Linked DNA regions of Homo sapiens: regions 1, 2 and 4 are each linked to region 3. A link is a loop called in an ENCODE intact Hi-C map of the cell type or tissue named here. Cell type or tissue: heart left ventricle. All regions are shown on one strand.

The links. Hi-C counts contacts between places; a loop is a spot of excess contacts. Peaks named below come from ENCODE experiments on the same cell type or tissue, not always from the same donor. Only the 100,000 strongest peaks of a DNase experiment are listed, where the experiment ranks them.
Region 1: a loop joins it to region 3, with 2.1 times the contacts of the local background. A loop is called at or near these places in 6 of 110 quality-filtered maps.
Region 2: a loop joins it to region 3, with 2.1 times the contacts of the local background. A loop is called at or near these places in 2 of 110 quality-filtered maps.
Region 4: a loop joins it to region 3, with 2.3 times the contacts of the local background. A loop is called at or near these places in 2 of 110 quality-filtered maps.

The regions. Positions count from the first base shown.
Region 1 is chr6:163,743,043-163,748,042 of GRCh38, reverse strand. No RefSeq gene overlaps it. Among named protein-coding and RNA genes, the nearest start is that of QKI, 330 kb to the right of the region's middle. In heart left ventricle, no CTCF peak of the experiment used is centred here; a DNase peak (open chromatin) is centred at 1,900; H3K27ac peaks cover 3,342 bases.
Region 2 is chr6:163,338,578-163,343,577 of GRCh38, reverse strand. DKFZp451B082 (a long non-coding RNA gene) reads left to right here. Exons shown (of 4, transcript NR_033862.1): 3 at 1-2,823; 4 at 4,055-5,000. Among named protein-coding and RNA genes, the nearest start is that of DKFZp451B082, 6.0 kb to the left of the region's middle. RefSeq lists enhancers at 67-361, 1,625-2,125. In heart left ventricle, a CTCF peak has its summit at 2,738; a DNase peak (open chromatin) is centred at 4,417; H3K27ac peaks cover 2,613 bases.
Region 3 is chr6:163,577,048-163,582,047 of GRCh38, reverse strand. QKI (QKI, KH domain containing RNA binding) reads right to left here. Exons shown (of 8, transcript NM_006775.3): 8 at 3,456-5,000. Among named protein-coding and RNA genes, the nearest start is that of QKI, 160 kb to the right of the region's middle. RefSeq lists a silencer at 2,537-2,831. In heart left ventricle, a CTCF peak has its summit at 1,914 (motif pointing right); a DNase peak (open chromatin) is centred at 2,676.
Region 4 is chr6:163,778,184-163,783,183 of GRCh38, reverse strand. No RefSeq gene overlaps it. Among named protein-coding and RNA genes, the nearest start is that of QKI, 370 kb to the right of the region's middle. RefSeq lists an enhancer at 1,623-2,157. In heart left ventricle, no CTCF peak of the experiment used is centred here; a DNase peak (open chromatin) is centred at 2,013; H3K27ac peaks cover 1,295 bases.

The DNA of each region.
Region 1 (5,000 bases), 170 kb before region 3:
TCGTGGACAACATCTCTATCCCTCTGCATTTTAGCTTCAAAGCTCACCACACATACAAATGGGATACATAGCTCTTCAAACCTTTAAAATAATAACCATCACAGAGCAACTTTTCTTCCTTGAACTCTGAATATGAAACCTTCATGCTTTGTTTCTTCAGAGGTATTAAGATGGAGGGATAAGAGCATGCACTGTTTTGTTTTGGCTTTTTTCTACGCTTGCTGGAAAAATCACACAACTTACTTGTTTTACCTAGAAATTTTCTGAGTTTTTAAAGAGAATATTCCCAATTGCAAAACCATCTCTATGAAGACAGCAGTGTTGAGTTTTCCCTCCCATAAGCTGGGGAAGCCCCTCCTGTTCCTGGACCTGATGCCCTCGATCTGGGTGGGGCTCACCTGAGAAAGGGCACAAGTGTCCAGACACCAAGTCCTGAGGCAAAACTGAAGCACAGGACTCGGGGGGTTCCCAGGCAGAACTTTCTAGACTGTTCTTAACACTCCTGGCCAAGATGGATAGCATCTGATTTATTATCCAACAGTAAGTAAATGCTCAGTCATGAGGGAAACAATTTTCAAAATGTAATATGAATACTCTGCAGGGCTCATGTCAACATTTAGAACAGGATGACACCGTAGAGGGGACCTTGTCTGCACCTGATATGGTTTGGCTGTGTCCCCACCCAAATCTCATCTTGAATTGTAGCTTCCATAACTCCCACGTGTCACAGGGGAGAGCCAGTGAGGGCAGACCTTTCCCATGCTGTTCTCGTGATAGTGACTAAGTCTCACGAGATCTGGTGGTTTTATAAAGGGGAGTCCCTACCCAAACTCTCTGGCCTGCTGCCATGTAAGACGTGACTTTGCTGCTCATTTACCTTCCACCATGATTGTGAGGCCTCCCCAGCCATGTGGAACTGTGAGTCAATTAAACCTCTTTCCTTTATAAATTACCCAGTCTTGGGTATGTCTTTAATAGCAGTGTGAGAACAGACTAATACAGCACCCCACTTTCAGGGATTTTCAAATATCCTATCCAGAACTCTGCAGCCAGCACAGGGGCAAGAACGCAGTTCCTAACTCACTCCCAGTGTGGGGGCTTCCAACCCTGTCAGGCAAACTGTCTCTGCAAGGAGGATGACCATCCCTCAGAATACTGGAAAATGGGAAATAGAAAAAGACAAAAAATAGAGATAGATCCAAATTAAACAGACCATGATGATGATAGTTATGTACTGAACACCAACCATGTGTCAGGCACTGGAATAGGGATTTATACACATTAAATAATGGAATCATGCCAGGAGCGGTGGCTCACACCTGTAATCTCAGCACTTTGGGACACTGAGACAGGAGGATCCCCTGAGGCCAGGAGTTCAAAACCAGCCTGAGCAACATAGCAAAACCCCATCTCTACAAGGAAATAAAAACGATCAGCCAGGCATGGTGATGTGTGCCTGTAGTCCCAGCTACTCAGAAGGCTGAGATGAGAGGATCCCTGGAGCCCAGGAGTTCGAGGCTGCAGTGAGCTATGATTGCACCACTGCACTCTAGCCTGGGTGACAGAACAGGACGCTGTCTCAAAAAAAAAAAAAAAAAAACAAGAAAAGAAATCTTCATTCTGACCTTATTAGCTATTTGTTCCATGTTTTATAAATGACAAAACCAAGGTGCAAAGAGGTGAAACCAAATGGCCCAAAGTCATCCGTTTACTGGAGGACAGAGCTAAGGTTCTAGCCCAGGTCTTTCCATTACGTCATTTAGTCTTCTCAGGCCAAAAGCCCTGAGCCCGCCGAGTGACAGCGTTGCTTGTATATAGCTTCTCTCCTATCGTCACCTTCTGGCCCATACACAATTTAATCAGAAAAGACAACATTCCTGCCTGATGAGAGCATACCAGCATGAAAACAAGAGACAGACACGGCAGATCTAGCACATGCCCCTGTGGCTGCTGACAGCTCCTGCATAGCTCTGCACATAGATCACCCACGTAGGTCATCACAAGTCACTCTCAGAGGCTTCTCAAAGCCTGGGTCATGCCCATCACCAAAGCAGTCCTGCACTCCCAGGAGGCCCAGGCTCCCTGCAAGCCTGCTCTATCCAGAAGCCATTTATTTTGCAGCCAACAAAAGGAAACATGCTCCAGAGTTTAAGCTCCAGATCCTAGGGTCCCACTGGAGAAGCCTCACTTTAAAATTAAGTGTAGCTGAAATGCCTGTACAATGTAGCCCATTCAAAAGATCAGTTTTAGCCACACCACTTTTAAATGAATCTTCTTATGTCCAGTGTGGTAGAGGTCAAACACAGCTGACTTAAATACTGCCTGTGGCCAAGATTAGTAAAACCTTATTAACGCATGCTCTATTCATTTGGAAGTTGTTTATGTATGCAGACACATAACCTGGGCAGAACCAGATTGACATCTGCCTTTGAACTATCTTTGAAAAAGGAATTTACTAAGCATGCAGTATAATTAATATTGCACAGAAAATGCCCAATTTAAACGCTCCCATTCAATCACTCTCATTTATTCATTAAATAGTTGCCTAAAGACATCTGTCTCTTACTGTTTTGTTACTCTAGTATCAGAATACTATGCATTCTTTAAAGCAATACAAAATGTAATTCCTTTGTAAAATTTCAACTATGATTTTTCACTGGCTGTTTTTGTTCTCTAAATCTAATAGAGAGTTTCCAGGGGAAGTTCAAACGACGACAAGACAAGGCTCACAGCATAAGGCAGCCAGGAAGGAGGCACAGTGGAGGCCCTGACGCCCTCGGGTCGGGGAAGGTGGAGAGAGGCATCTGAGCTGGGACTCTAACCAGGAGACCCCACCATGAAGCCACAGGGATGGGGCTGAGCTGTTCCTAGCACACGCAAGGATAGAGTCTCTGTTCTAGATGGCTGGGAAATACCCACCGAGCCTCCACCAACTGCTCAGAGCTCCTTTCCAAGCTGCCGGCTGGATGACATTTTGTCCAACTTTCTAACAAACATGGGGGTGGGTACCACAGTTTGCCTGAAAAACTACATTTCACTAAAAAAAAAAAAAAAAAAAAGTGGGGGGAATTATTTTTTGGAGGCTTCAGCAAATGACACTAATCACCACCATCCCAAAGCACAACAAATACAAATTAGAACTGGAAGTTGTAAGTCTGGGGAGACTTGGTGGCTTTGCTGACTGACTCTCTGCCCGCCTGTCATACGCCCCGCTGTGCAGGAGGACGGCTGCTGAGACACATGTCTGCATGCCCGACGTGGCTACTCTCCACACCCATCCCAGCTGCGCCCCTGGCAGAGTGGGGCCATGCAGCTCACCTGGCAGGACCCCTTCAGTGCAAGGAAAGGAGGTCTTCTTGGGTTTCTTCAAGGAAATGGAAACCATCTGGAACCACCCCTGAAAAGTTGGGAGTGTGCCTGCCCGCCCGCCTCCCTGGGGCCCCACACGGTGCAAGCTGCCCCCTCTGCACTCCGCCTGCTGGGCTCCATGTTCCTTCCTTACACACCGGGCATCCTCAGGACCTGCAGCACCCAGGATGGTGCCCTAAGCCGGACCTCCCAAAACCCACGTGCTTAAGTTCCAGCCCAGTAAGGCCCTCAGAATGGGGCTGCATGTGGGGACAGGCAGATTTACTGATGTCACCGAGGGAGGATGAGGCCACTAGGGTGGCGGGCCCTAATCCAACCTCAGTAGTGTCCTTACAAAAGGGGACATGTGGACACAGAGATGGGCACGCACGGAGGGAAAACGATGTGAAGAGATGCAGGGGAGAGGCAAGGAGGGAGGCCTCAGGAGAAACCCACCCTGACAACTCCTTGATCTGGGACTTCCAGCCTCCAGAACTGTGGGAAAATAATTTCCTGTTGTTTAAGGTGCCCAGTCTGTGGTATTTGCTATGGAAGCCCCACGCCGAAGACACCTTCCTTCCAGGATGTTTGCCTCAGAGCCTCAGCAACTGGGTCTCAGTTTCCAGCTTCTTGAAAGAAGTAGCTGATGGCCCCTTACAGAGGTGTCCTGGCCCCACAGAGGAGGATCAGAGCTGGCTGGGCCATGGCTGGCCTGGCTTTGGGTCAGGGGCTCCCCAACCCTCAGTCAGCTCAGGGTCGAGGAGGGCAGGGTCATGATGCCTAGAACCCAGGTGCCCAGGCTCACCTCAGTGCAGGGTTTGGGGACCCAAGTCCCCTGAGGACAGGCAAGACTGAGCAGGCCTGGGACAGACGTCCCTAGGTGGATGCCACTAGCCACTAAACACAACTGCCCGCTTCCTGAGGATGACGTAGCCAGATTCAGATGGGCACACTGCTACTAGGGCCATATTATGTGAGACAGGATTCAACTTCAAGCATTTATACGAACATTGAAGAAAGCACTGCCTGAAAGGAGAAGGGCGGTTAACCTGAGACTGCGGCATTGTGGACACGGAGTCAGTGTTTAATGGGGACAGATGTCAGTTTGGGAAGATGAGTATGTTCTGGAGATGGGGGTAGGGACAATTGCCCAAGGATTTGAATGTACTTAATGCCACCAAACTGTACACCTACAAACAGCCAACATCATTAAGTTTTATGCTATGGATATTTTACCACAATAAAAAATAAAATAAATTTCGAGGGGTATGCAACATGATGAAGACGAAGCTTTCCCCCCAAGTCCTATTTAACTGGTTTTACTGGGGACATCCCCTTCATACTACTCGTCAGAGTCTCTTAAGCTCACAGAGGGCTACTCTTCCAGTCTTAAGTACCATCTGCCGAATGACGAGCTCTGAGCCAATTATGAAAACTCCAGGCAATCAAGAGATACTAGAGACAACATGCCCAAGGGGCTCCTGAGATGAACTAAAGAAAAATCCAACGAGTGGCTGCAAGTGACCCCGCAGTCCAGCCCAACATCTTGTGATCTGAATCCAGCAGGGTTAGTGCCAGGACACAGGTGAAGACAGACCAAATGCCTTCACTCACCCCTTGAGCTCAGGATACCAAGATAATAATTTTCATTT
Region 2 (5,000 bases), 240 kb after region 3:
CACTGTCTGGGGAGGATTTCAAGGCTGTGCCCAGGCCACCCCTGATGGATGCATCAGTCACTTCAGCCATGGTGCCGGCAGGGAGCCCAAGCGCGGGAGCATCCTCTGTCGTCCTCGCAGCCGGGACCCTCTCATTTCCTGTCTGCACAGCAGCCCCGGCGTGTTCCTCTGTGAAAGCCAGGAGCACGGGGGTGACGCCTTCTGGGCCTGCCACTGTTCCTTCAGAAGCGACCTTTGACCTCCCCATCAGCCTGTGCTGCTAGGTCTGGGGTCATTTTCTGCTCAGATATCTCCTCTCCCTGACGATCGATTCCCCCTGGAGGGGTGAGCCACTGTCGGGAGGGGAGACGGAGCTGAGCATGCAAGGAAGGGCAACCCCAGCCCAGATCCTGGAGGGCTTTGGGCTTCCAGGTAGAAGCCGGTCTTCGCGTCAGCAAACCAAGAAAATGCCTCCCTGAAATGGTCTCCAGGTCCCCCCAAACACCTGCCTCCCCCTCCAGCCTTCTCCACTGATGCCTGCAGCTGCATAAGTAGTGTTTCATTGCACCCCAGCAGGAGCTGGTACCGGTTCTTCCCTTGCCTCATGCTGGGGTAGATTTTATTTAGGATTGGGAGCAGGGAAAGGAGCTAGAGAAAGGAAGGGTTCCAGGAAGCTGGGAAGGGAGATGTCAGGTGGGGTGATGGGAAAGGAGGCCAAGGACCACCTTTGCCTGTATGGTGGGCTGAACTGTGTCCCCACAAAAGATAGGGCGTCCTAACCCCAGATACCTGTGAATGTGACCTTATTTGGGAATAGAGTTTTTGCAAATGGAATCAAGTCATGATGACGTCATTAGCATGAGCCTTAATTTAATAGGATTGATGTCCTTCTAAGAAGAGAAGACAGGGACACACAGGAGAAAGCCATGTGATGAAGCAGGCAGGAGCTGGAGCGACACTACCACAGGCCAAGGAACATTGGGACCAGAAGAGGCGAGGAGGGGCCGTTCCCTAGAGGCTTTGGAGAGAGCATGGCTCATCAACACCTTGACTTCAGACTGGTAGCCCCCAAACGGTGACAGAATAATTGTCTATTGTTTTAAGCCCCCTGGCTTATAGTACGTTGTAAAGGCAGCCCTAGGAAGCCCTAAGCCAGTTTCACTCATTATGATAAATATCATAGATGATGACTGTCATATATTGGATGTGCTGGAGATCTTCACAGCCACAGAATAAACTGCAGGCCAAAAAAAGAACATTCATATGAGGTCCCCAGCAGGGGCTGGCTGTGCAAGTCAGAGACTGCAGAACCAGGTAGGCAGACAAAGCGAAATTGCCTGGAGCTGGACACATATGTGCACCACTGGGAAATAAATAGACTTGCGGTGGAAATGACCAACGTGGATGGCCAGGGAAATGCCAGCAGCAATAAAAGAAAAGAGTGCACAAGGCCTGTAAATCAGCAGATGCGAGAGCTCCCGAAAAGTAGCGAAGTCTGAAATAAAAGGCAGGCTCAGGCTGGTGGTCCAAGAAGTTAAAGCAGGAAATGAGAGCGTGGGCACTGTGTGTGCTGGGCTCCCAAAGACTGCAGGGAGTGGCCAGATGTCTCCAGAGGCAGCGTCATGTGGAGCAAAGGGGACCTGAGGAGTGTCAGCATCCTCAGTCACCTCCTCCTTTGAACCAGCTGTTCGGAATCTGGTCTCTTACTTAGGATAATTGTAGGAACTGACTTTTTTTTTTTTTCTTTTCTCACCTATTGGCTGACTGAAAGAACCGACTTTTAAATGAGCACCTCCCTCATTAGAATTGCTCAAATGACAACAGCTGCAGCGGTGGGAGCAGCAGCAAGTTTGAAAATCCAACAGTCTGCATTCCACAGTGACAGTATTCTTGGTCACCTCGGAGACATGGCAGCCGGGAGCCACGGCTCTCATTGCTCGGGGTTGGTTGGGTTACCAGCCCTAGGGCTACAGAATGTATCTAAAAGAGAGGCTTGGCTGGCAGTTTAAGAGGGGTGCAGGACAGCAGGATGGGGTTCATGAGGCAAGAGTGGATGGAGCCTGTGGCCCAGTTGGGATGAGATGGGACAGTTCCAATGGGCAGGACAAACCCCAGCCACCGTCTCAGGGTATTTGACAGGAGGTAAACAGCAGACAAAATCCTGGAGCACAGGGGGGCAGGGCTGTCTCGTTCCCATGAATGGCAACATTGGAGGACTGACCCCCAAGAGCGTGGTTTTGTCGTCAGCCTCAAAGGCATGGCTTTCTCTCTGGCGTTGGCAGCAGCCGCTCAGCACCATAGCTAGGGAGCAGCGGCCTAGATCCCTCACATTTATTTCACTTTGACTCTTTTGACCAAAGCACCACTGTTTAAGGCCTCATTTTTCTTCTCCCATGTGGAAAATCATATTGCTTAAATTTAAAAATGAAGATAGATAGATGGATGAAAAAATCCCCATAGAGCAAAATTCTGCCTGTGACAAAAAGGTCTCCACGTCTGAGGTGACAGTCAACTTCAAGTGACGCCAAGAACATCAAAATCTCTCTATAAAAAAAGAATAGGAAGCAATGGGGCTCGTGAAAATGCCACATCAAGAAAAGTCAACAAATACATACTTAGTGGTAACTATGGTTGCAGAGAAAGAGAAAACTTAAAACAATATGAACATATGTGGTCATATAGACTGAAAACCCACCGTGTCATAAAACCCCAGGACACAGAACGCATCAGCGTAGACAGCAGCTGTACAGACAATGCTGGGGCGGTTGTGGAGTGGGATTAGAAGACAGGAGGCGCCATCGAGTCAGCTCCAAGGCCATTAGCCTTGTGACGCCAGCAAAATGTGTGAGTGGGGAGCCTCTACGTTCTCTCCTGTGAAATGGGGATGACAGTACTTCCTTGTAGGGTTGTGGTAACGAAGTTATTCAGCACAGAGCTTGGCATGTGGTCATAACAAGGAGTGGCGGATAATGATAATATGGTAACAGTAGGCATCATTGTGAGAAGGGACAGAGACTCAATGTGAAAAGTATAGAAAGGGCTCTTACAAATCTCCAAGCACATAAAAGTCCCTAAAAGACAAATGGCGAAGGGTTCACAGTTCACAGAAATGGAAAAAAAGAAATGAATGAATTCAATGAATATTAGGGGAAGAAAACCGTTACTAATTAGTGACGAAGCACAAAGTAATGCAAGTATCCAACACCATTTTGACAGCACTTGAGAAATGATCGAGAATTCAGAAACGCGGTAAAAACTGACGCTGGTCCCGACAGTTAAGTAGGAATATCCAGGAGTTCCTGACGGTAGTGCAAATGTGTTTGATTACTTTGGAAGACCATTTGGTAATTCTCATCAAAAGCCAGAATACGCTACACTTGGATCTCATCATTCTCTTCCTGAGAATGAAATAATTCAAATTAAGAGAAAGCTATACTTATAATGAGACATGTAGTTAGAATTATGAGAATAAAAATAGGTTAGCATCCCCTAATACAGAAATGGTTACTTTGTCATAAGAATACTAATTCTATAACATATTACATGGTGATTAAAATGAGAGTGTATTTAGAATAATGTTAAGTCTTAACATTATTTTATAATATAATTTATTGAAATAATTAATTACGGATATTTTTAAAATATGTAGCTAAAGATGAGATGAAGCTATCAGTTAATGCAATTTATCTGATGTAGGTAGAGGAACTTAGATACACCTATGTATGTTATTTTATTAATAAGTACTTTAAATGACACATAACTAAATTATCTTAATTTCTCTGTATCACCTGTTATGAATACACGACTCCCCATGATTCATTTTGTACTGACCTATACGAGGGTATACAAATCTAAATCAGGCACTGAATTAAGGCACAAGCTAGCTGTGTCCTCCCTGGAACATTTCCTGACTCAATTTAGAAATATCAGCTGAGCGTGTAGAGTTGTCTCTTTGAGGAAAGCTTTATTCTCTCAAGACTACTTGGCTCCCTGATACTCTCTTTAATGTTATTATAAGAACGCTGATCTTTTAATCCGCTAATTCACTCTCTATTATTCTTATATCTCAAAACAGCTTCAAAAGTCACTGGATTTTTCAATGAGAAGGAGAAGTTAGGCAGCTACCAAATAGCTGAAAGAATATTAAATCTGATGGATCCAGCCAAATAAAAATGTTCATTCATAGGATCTGTGGTTGTTGAGGAATCTTCTAAGTTTCATAAATGGCAAAAACTCTTTCTCAGACTTACAGATCAGACCTCACATATGCATGAGAAGAGAAGCTATTTTTGTCTCTGGGTTCCAGTTACACAGCCACAGCCTGGAAGCTTTGTTCTCAGAATTCATGCTGTCATCAAAAGGACTCAATACAAACACTGCAGCCAGCCTGCCATGGCTTAGCTGTGACCGCAGCTGCAAACTCTTCTGTCATGTGAAAACTTTTGGCTTTTTCCGGGTGTGGAATGCCTGTTGGTCCCAGCTCCGCCTGCCTTTCCTCCTTCTGGAATCGTGTCCATCCTTTCAGTCAACTCAGTTTGTCCGCATCTTCCAGGCCTCATACCTCCGCCTGATCTGCATGGCAGTGGTGGGCTTGCTCTTTGTGCTATTACACTGACTGTGATCGTGTTTAGTGAGTCAGCTTCTACAAAGTTGACCTGCACCTGTGTGATGTCTCTCCCTAGCTGGATGCAGCTTCTCCATGGGCTAAGTTCATCATGTTAACAGTGCCTGCCCCACAGGCCCTCAGGGGATCTTAGTGGGTGGTCTATGGAGAGACTTTAGTGGGTATATGAATCCCCAAAATTGTAGGCAAAGTTTGTGTATGCTGTGGCCTATCGACAGCGGGGACTCTGCCGCTGATTTCTCCTAAGAAGCCTCCTGGGGGTTTGAGCGAATCGTGGTGGTCTCCTTCCCTCTGGAGTGATTAGTTTTGGCTTTGGCTCAACATGGTGCAGACCCATGGGATCCAAAGGGAAGTTGGCCGGGCATTTCTGGGAAGGATGTCTCTTCTTCTGATTTCT
Region 3 (5,000 bases):
TACCAGGGCTGGAGAAAAGTCTTTCTCAGCAGCAGCCAAAGATGGGTGAAAATAAATGGTAATTCCTCCTGGGAACCCAACAGCCAAAACATAGTGGCTTTCAAAAAATATTTTTGGGAAGTCATAAATCAATATGATATCAAGGAATAAGATTACTTCAAATATGACTATACCAAGAAGCAAGACTTTCTACTAAAGTTTAGCCATCATTCTGAAATGAACATACTGTGAAACATTTAGCTCCTGTCTTCACAGAAAAGAATCATTTACTCGATGTTCTGCATAAAACTGGGGCTTGGAATTCTGCTGTATAATCCTCATACTACTTTTATATTCCATTTCTCTCTCTAACCTGGGACTGTGAGCTGTTTGAAGCAGGAATGGTATCTTCACTCTTGTCTACCCAGAGGCCAGGCATGGTATTCAGCCCAATCACTTTAGCACATAAATACTGCTTGAATGAATAAAATCACTTCGTTATTTTGAAAGTTCTTTGACTCGTATTTGGAATTTTAAAAAATCAGCATGAGTTCTAAATTGGATTTGTCTATTGAAACAATTGACAGTTCAGTCTCAAAATTCCTATATATTTTAAATCTACTTCCTTAATCATCAACCCCTATTAAATTTTCTGTGATATGAAATAACTTAGGTGAAATTTACTGTGTCCACAAAGTGGAAGCACATATACAATGGAAAAAAAATTAGCTTAACAACAACAAAAAACTTCACCAGAATGACCAGTGTTTAAAAAACAAAACAAAAAATAATCTGTAGTAGTTTGGGATGTTTCCTATGATGAAAGAAAACAGACAAAAAACTGACATGGCCAGCAGCCTTGCTAAAGATAACTTGTCTCCATAAGTACACATATGCCAATTCAACCTGGCATAATACACATGCAGAACTGAAATCTTCATTTGGTTAATGACCATAGAGTTTATAGCCCTACTGAAAAACACATACACTCCTCAGGAGCAGGTTCTGTTTTCCAGTGTGCTTTGCAATACACCAACCATTTAGATACTTGGATGCTTTTGACAGTCAGTCCCTAGTGCAACTGTGGAAAGCAAGCCTATATTGCTCTGAGAGAAAAAGAAAACAAAGAACAAAACAAAACAAAAATAGCACACTCATGTATACTTATCAAGTTATAGTTCTTGACTCGTGGCTTCTCACAAATATTTTACTTTTAAATTCCTTAGAGATGTTGAAGAGCGTAACTTAAAGAGAGGTGGGAGTAAAACACTTGGACATTTTGTCTAAGAGGCTAAAATTGTAGAATAAAAGATGTCTTCCGTTAAAATATCCTGGCTTTACTGTCTACCCAGACCACGTATTTGAAGCTTGCCGGTTACAATAGCAATTTCTGCCCAGCAGGTCACTAAGGGAGTATTTTTGAGAACATGTACTCAAGGTATGCTGATCCCCCTTGATTTCTCATTGTAAGAGATTCATCTATTCTATTACACCACTTTACCATATCTGACTAACATAAATTTGAGGCACAAGTTTGGTTTTCGTACATTTTGATATACACAGAAATACTGATTGCATCATTTAATTAACACCAATTAAGCACTCAGAAATTTGACGGTGGTGCTAATTCATCAATATGAGTAACCTGCAAGTGCAAAGCATGCGTGATGTCTGTTGGGGTGCTTTCTAGTGCTTTTTATCCCCCTAATATTTGATTTTTATAGCCATTGATATACAATAGGGTAACACAACAACCCTTTTCTATATGTGGCCTACAATTTTTTCCTCTGGTATTTCTGTATTTTAATTCCATTACAGAATTCTACAGTTTCTACTTTTAAGAAATATTCATGAGAAACAGGTAGTAATTCAAACTGAAAAGGAGTGGCACGAGAGCCTCCTGTGCATAAAACTCTTCAGGCATTCCTCACAGCCTGCTGAGGGCGCTCAGCAAGAAGGCTCATGTTGACACTATTACCAAATTCTTGGCAATCAACCTGCTGGAATAGATACAGATCTCACAGCAGGCATGACTTTTATCACCTTTGGCTTTAGAAGAATGACAAATGAAAAAATACTTAAGAAATGGGAGGGGGTGTGGTATCCAACTTCATTTTTCAAGTTCGTATTTAGACTAAATTTACATCTGTCTCTATTTTTCTTTTCCATTAGCTCTGTTCAATGCCGTTTTGAAGGCAGCAGTACTCCTCTTTGAACTGAGGGGAGAAAGTGGTAAGGAAAGCAGGAGCGTCCCAATATTTCCCTTAATAACATGAACTATTCCCAGTTCACTGCGTATGTACTTAAATGTGGGGTTCCATAGATAAAACTAAGGTGATCCACCCGCCTTGGCCGAGCCCTTGCACCTGGCTTACTTCTTTTAGATCGGGCTGGACACTCAGCTTTCTGGTTCAATAACTTTTCTTTGTTACATCCTCTCTAGGATGGAGCTAAGGATGGTGGTGGTGATTCTTTAGCAAATTGTAACAAGCATTTTAGAAAAACTGGGTCACACATTTTGCTGTGGTTTGGGTGGAGTCTGTCCCCAGGAAAACTCCTGTTGAAATTTGATCCCCAGTGTGGAAGTGTTGGGAGGTGGGGGCTGATAGAAAGTGCGTGGGTTACTGAGGCGGATCCCTCATGAATAGGTTAACGGCCGCCCTCGGGATGGGGCGTTTTCCCTCTTGCAGGGATGCATGAGTTCCTAGGAGACTGGGTTGAGTCTGGCCTCCTCTTGCTTTCTCTTGCCTTGTGATCTCTGTGCACCTGGTCCACACTCCCCTTTGGCTTTACACCATGAGTTAAAGCAGCATGAGGCTGTCACCAGATGCAGCTGCCCAATCTTGAACTTTCCAGCCACCAGAAATGTGGGCCAAATAAACCTTTTTTCATCATTACCCAGCCTCAGGCGTTCTGCTATAGCAACACTAAACGCACTAACACACTTCTCTGAAGAATTCAAGGTATTCACACGGCCGTCTGGGTATTTATTAGCTTAATGGGACGTACATTATTGGTGCTGTCCACATCAGTGATGTTTTCCTTGTAGAGTACAAAATTTCTCTGCCAAATAGGCTCATATGGAATTCAGTGAAAGGGACATAAAGTCAAGCTAACACTACATTTTTTCTTTCATTTCTCTCCATACCGGGTTGCTTTAATCCTAAGAGTAACGGGAGGTTTCTAATTCATTTTAGACTCAACACCAATACTTACTGATGACAGACCACTTCTGGAAGTGATATCAAACTTTTCCACTTTATTTCATTTAAAACCAACTTTACTGCTAGTAGCCCCCGAACTGATGCCTGAATGATGTTCTGGATGAGGCATATGTATGTTTGATTTGCTAATCTAGCTTTTTTCCCTGAGACTCACATTTAACTCTTAGTTTCAGGACTTGCATTGCGTTCCGCTCATGAGCTTTAAAGTTTTACATTTTCCCGCCACCTAGGAATCTAGAAATCTAGAGTCAGTTTAAATTCTGGACAACTTTTTAATGCTGTTTTACCTCAGTGAGAAAGCAATGAACAAAAGCATATTAACATATTATCATTTAATTAAAATGTATTCAAACCAACTTTCAACTTGTACTACCAGTATGTCTTAATTTTATAAATCAATCATTGAAAACAATGAATGTAATAAGGGAAGCACTAAAATTCAGGTTTCAAGCACAGCCAAGGCACTTTCCTCATTCCCAAGCTTGACAGTTCTAAGGTAAAGGAGTGAACATAAAATCTTTAGTATCAACTCAAATAGTTCTGCAAGAATTGTGGATTCACTTGCAAATATTTTCTTCTCCTTTTGCTCTTCATCATTTTTCTTGTAATAACCTTTATATTAATATCCAGTTAAGTAACCAATGAACATAGTATAGCATACTTTAAAACAGACTACAGTAGATTTTCATCCCAATTTTAGGAGACACTCCTTAAAATTGGAACTGTTGTGTAGCATGTAAAAATAAGCGCTTTCAGAGGGTATACAGTTCACAAAATAGCATTAAACTGGAATAATCTAATTTTAATAAACATTTTTTGGGGAAGATATGATGCCAAACTTACCATGACTATTATTTTAGACATATGTATAGTACAACTATTAGATGGTCAATTAGTTTAACTGCTTTCTAAAGACCACAAATTACTGTATAAAAGGGGTAATCATTAAAAATTACGTTAGGAAGGAAATCCAAATGTCTAGTGCTTCCATTCACTTAAGCACTTCTGTAAACATAAGAACACAATGTGCATGAGTAACAGTGACTAAAATATTCATCTGATTTTTCAGGAGGAAAAACATCAAAACTGATTTTATGTCACCCCTTTTGAGAAGCTGGTTTGAAAGTCAGATCACCATCCTGGACCAGGAAACAAGCACAGATATCCACAGGAGCCAGAGAGCCGGGGGGAAGGATTAAAGCAAGAGAAGAGTAAGAAAATCAACAGCCCAAGTGTGACACTAGAGACAGGAAGGAGTGGTGGGGTGGCGACTAACCAGGGAATACTTGGCTTCAGGGGACCGTTTAATTACTCAGTTTCAGCTGGTGCCTACTATGTTAAGAATACATGTTTGGGCTTTCTAGACACTTTGATCTTTCAGGAAGAGCAGATTTTGTGAAGAATTAAAAAAAAAATCTAATATGGGCAATCAGACTTTTTTTTTTTTAAGTCTAGTGTTGCCACTTTTAAATTATGGCAAGTAGTTTAAAAAGCAAAACACCGTATAAGCCAAACCAAACACACCTTTGGGCTGCTAGTCTGCACGACGGTGCTATGGATCCTGCAACTGTGGGCTACTTTAACAAAGCATTCTGTTGAGGAAAACTAAGGTTCCGGTGAGCAAGAGGAAAGGAGCCAGAGGTACTTGGAGATGATATAAATAAGAAAGACTGGAAAACTTAAGGTACAAGGAGTCATAACATTTAGATGTTAAAGACTCGTAAAGGTTTCACACTACTGGAAATGATTTTTTTAATAAACCAATTCTGTTCAACAGGTTAATGACACTAGTCCTTT
Region 4 (5,000 bases), 200 kb before region 3:
TCCCACCCTGCGTCTCGCCTCACTGCTCAGGTCTCTGCTTCCTGCTCCAGTGTTGTAAAAGTTATTGCTTAGATTATTTCATTCCTGTCTTTGTTTTTATTTTTAAATCCACTTGCATTTTTTGGTCATAACTTTAATCTGCTTCATAATAATACTGTATTTTTTATCTGCCATTCATTTTGCCATTTCCTCTGATCCTTTCTTCTTACAATAGCTTTTTGTGTAGGAATGTGTCTTGTTGGAATTCATTGATTTCACCCACCTGCTGCTGCCCTGGTTCCTTGTGGAGCGTCACCAGGCAGTGTCTGTGCAGGCCTCTGAATGGTGCATCATGAGTTATTTTAGCTTAGGGTTCCCGCCACACCACTGAGATCTACTGCAAACCACTTCCTGAAAATACAGCCAGCCTCTGACTGCTCCTTCATCCCCATCCGCCTTGACTTCCCTTTAAGCAAAGGACTTTGGAGAAGCTCCCTTTTCCCTGAGACAGGACTGTTGGATTCTCCTCTCCCACTGGCACTTACCCCGCCCTGGAGCACCGTGCTGTGGGCATTCAGCACTCACAATGTCCCCGCCCACACATTCCTGAATGCAGGTTTGACTTCCCATGCACTCCTTTACTTACTGAGCTTACTTACTTACAGGTTACTCTTATCTCAGTTTCTCCAAAGCTGGGGTGCGTGGGGGGTGTTTTCCTTGATCTCCTTCTTGCTTGTATATGATTTCTTTTTATTTTTTTTCTTTTTTTGAGACAGAGTCTCGCTCTGTTGCCCAGGCTGGAGTGCAGTGGTGCTATCTTGGCTCACTGTAACCTCTGCCTCCCGGGTTCAAGTGATTCTCCTTCCTCAGCCTCCCGAGTAGCTCGGATTTCAGGCGTGCACCACCACACCCAGCTAATTTTTGTATTTTCAGTAGAGACGGGGTTTCTCCATGTTGGTCAGGCTGGTCTCAAACTCCTGACCTCAGGTGATCCACCTGCCTCAGCCTCCCAAAGTGCTGGGATTACAGGCATGAGCCACTGTGCCCGGCCACTTGTACACGATTTCTCAAAGAAGAGGAGGCAACACCTTCTTTACACCATCCCCTGAATTGGGGAAGTCACCTTATCCTCCTCATAGGTCTTTTGGAAAATCATTATCTAACATAGATAACTATTCTTTCATTCGACCAATACATGGTTAGAGCTTGCTGAATATTCACTGCTGTACTAAGTGCTATGGATATTGCCTGACGAAGTGGGAGGCTAGAAGATTTGACATTATGGATTTGTTTATTTATTTATTTATGTTTTTTTTTTTTTTTTTTTTTGAGACGGAGTCTCACTCTGTTGCCCAGACTGGAGTGCAGTGGCACGATCCCTGCTCACTGCAATTTCTGCCTCCTGGACTCAAGCAATTCTCCTGCCTCAGCCTCCTGAGTAGCTGGGACTACAGGAGTGCGCCACCACTCCTGGCTAATTTTTGTATTTTTAGTAGAGACAGGGTTTCACCATGTTGGCCAGGCTGGTCTCGAACTCCTGATCTCAGATGATCCACCTGCCTCAGCCTCCCAAAGTGCTAGGATTACAGGTGTGAGCCACCGTGCCCAACCTGGATTTATTTTAAAAGAAACAATATGAAAGCTATGCTTGTGGCACCTCAGATGGGAGTAGAGGACTATTTAGGGGGGCTGCTTTTAGCTGGTAAAGGCCCAAATGCCAAGAGACATTTAGATTGGGGTCCAGAGTTATGACCCCATAGACATCGGCAGCTGAATTTTAACAAATCCACAGATGATCAAAATTCTGTCCTGGAGCCAGCAATTTACTCTGGTTGGAAATGTAAGCCCCAGGCAGCAGCTGTTTTTGACCCTCACCCTGGCATGGAGTCTTTCTCACAAATGGCCCTCACAGCTGGGAGTTTCAAACAGTCTATTCTTTCAAAGCAGTTGTTCCCTAAAGCATTTGTCCTGTCTGCCCAGGATTTTCCAGAGCCCGGGACCAACGTTACTGGAGTCAGCCTGTTGTTCCACACCGAAGCACAGGCCAGCTGCCCACCCAGGGCTGGCAGTGAATCTGAGGCCGAGCCCAAATGGTATCAACTTACTTGCAGCTGTCCTTACCAGAAGCCCAATAGGCCCTCAGCATAATTCCCCTACGTGTTTAAAAAAAAAAAATCTTTCTATGCTGTGGTGAGAAGACTCATAGACTCTGCTTTCTTCTGCACAGCTCTGACAGCAGGGAGGTAAACTCGATGTCCAAAGAGATGATGCAAAATTGATTTCTCATTAAAGTAGAAATTTTAAACTTAAACAGGGAAATATCATCCTTTTACAAAATACTGCTTATTTAGGGATCTGGATAACTTGCATGTATCAAGAATTCTCCTACATTGGTATTTCCACAGTGGGGACAGTGGTTGAATCGCTAGAAGTTACAAATATTCCTCTTTCAAAAGCAAAGAAACAGGGTGATTGATTACCTCAGGTGGGAAAAGAGCAACACAAGGCTATTATGCAAGTGTTTTTGGTCAATCAGCTGTTTCAACACAAAGGGAGAGAGAAGTTCTTGATTAGGTGAGCCCTGATAATTAAGGGTGACCTTCACTGAGGGAAATTTATTCAATTTATCAATAGTTAATAATGAAAAGTCATCTCACCTGAAAAGGATGCATCATAAGCAAAATGGGGCTCTTCAAGGAACTTGTCTAAATAGGAAATACTATTTTCACTTAAGTTTAATTTGATGACAACCATATAATAATATACTTTTTTTGTTTAATATTCATGCATGTGGGTTTTTTGCAGACTCTTAGAAGATTATTTTCTGAGTATTAGCTTCTCAATCTCAAACTTCTTAAAGGTTAAACCAATGGTGATGAAGACTCTCTCTGTCAAATCTCTTTCTCAGTTAAAAAGAAAAAAAAAAACATCCAAGGTGTTTAAGAGAGTCACTGAACTTCATGAATGCATTTAAAGCCAAAAAAAAAAAATCCATGCATGCAACAGAAAAGATTAGAGATTCTGAAGGCACTTAAAATTGTTTATAAAATTTACAGATAATCTGAGGAAAAGTATTCTTATCGAAGTCAACTCAGCTTAGGGTCCTAGTTTCCAAGACACATAAAGCACAAGCATAGATAAATGCAATGTGTCATTCTGAATGATTTGTTTTCTCTTTTCTTTTCAAGTAAACTGAAAACTTGCTGATACCTGCAGCCCAGCTTTCTTTTATTCCCACTGCATGCCCTAACACAAAACTACACATGCTCGTCTAGCGAGTGGATAACAGAAGAAAAATATTATCTACCTGGGCACTCATTATGATGATTAACAAGTGTAACTTCTTTACTCCTCACAACAATCCTCTAAGATGCATAACTGTGTCTGCATTTAACAAAGGGGAGTCATTTTTCCGAATTTGCCCTTCTGGTAGGTGAGCAAGCAGAAACGGCAGCAAACGGCTGAGGGGCTGCCACGTCTGTGCTCTTTTCACTTGCCACACCAACCCTGCCACAAATGTGAGGATGCAATTACAGTCACGTCAGCATGTGCCCCCATGATGAAATGACAGAGGCAGCGTGGTGCAGTGGTTAGGAGCAGCACTGTGGGGGCTGCCTGCCTGGGTCCAGATCTCACCACACTTCTTCCTCAGGCAATTTCATCAACTTCCCTGGGAATGCACTCTCCTCCTAACACGGGGATGGCAGTAGTATCATACCTGGCTCTGGAGTTGTTACGGGAATTAGAGCTGACGGAGAGACAGTGCTCAGCACTTAAGAAGGGGCAGCCTTTCTTTGTTTGACTTGGTTCTACTATCCCATCTTTTCTAGCGGCAACTTTGCTGAAACACATAAATTCTGTGACTTTCCAAGGTAAATTAAAAAAAAATAGCCCAATGTTTTATTGTTTTTTATTTGTGACTTGCTAGAATGTATTTTTTCCTGCTTGATATACTCAATCTCTACAATGAAGTCAAAAGAGAACTCATACAATCTGAATTTTCCCATCCACCAAGCTGTGTGGAATGATGAACTCTTAAAAGCAAAAGGCATTTTCAAATCACAGAAAAAAAAATAGCATTTTATTCCTGTTAAGGCAAAACAAACAATGGCAGCATTTTTCAAGACAGATTATGGAGAGATGATAGATGGTAGGTAAGTGAGATAGATGATAGACAGACAGGTAGATAGATAGATAGATCCAAGGTGTTTAAGAGAGTCACTGAACTTCATGAATGTATTTAAAGCCAAAACAAAAATACCCATGCATGCAACAGAAAAGATGAGAGATTCTGAAGGCACTTAAAATTGTTTATAAAATGTACAGATAATCTGAGGAATAGATAGACAGATATGTGATAGACAATAGATTTGAGTCACCAACATTTAAATGCAGATATGATACAGAAATAAAGCAATAGCATCTTTGAATCTAGAAGCATCACTAGATGTCATCGCACCTCTTTCCCATCCCACTTACCCCAATTTTACAGAAAGCGGAGCCTGTGGGAGGTTGAGTGACTGTCCCATTCACATGAATTGTTAGCAGCGACAAATGGGACCTGAAATCTATTCCCCTCACCAGCAATGCATTTGGCCACCACAAAACATCATTCTCTCTCTCCAATAAACCAAGGTCGTAAGGTAGCTGTCTTTATACCCTCTTCATTGCAATGCTTGAGACCCTACTTACTCCTAGATCCTCTTACTTTACAAAATCATCTCATTCTTCCCTATCATCTACCCTTCCGCCCACAGAACTAACTTTTAAAAATGTATCCCCCAGATGCCTCTCAGTAGCTGGTGACCCTTTGCTGGCCACACATTACTGTCACTCCAAATGGGGGACCCAGCTCACAGGGCAGGGTTTCCAGCTCCAGCTGATGGATGTTCCACTCCCGAAGTTTCTTGGAACAGAAGAGGACTAGATACCAGTGCTGGCGAGGCCCCCTCTCCTCATGCAACGTCCTGCCCTCCCTGCCTGGCCACGAATCTTCCCTGAACCATTTCTCACTCATCCTT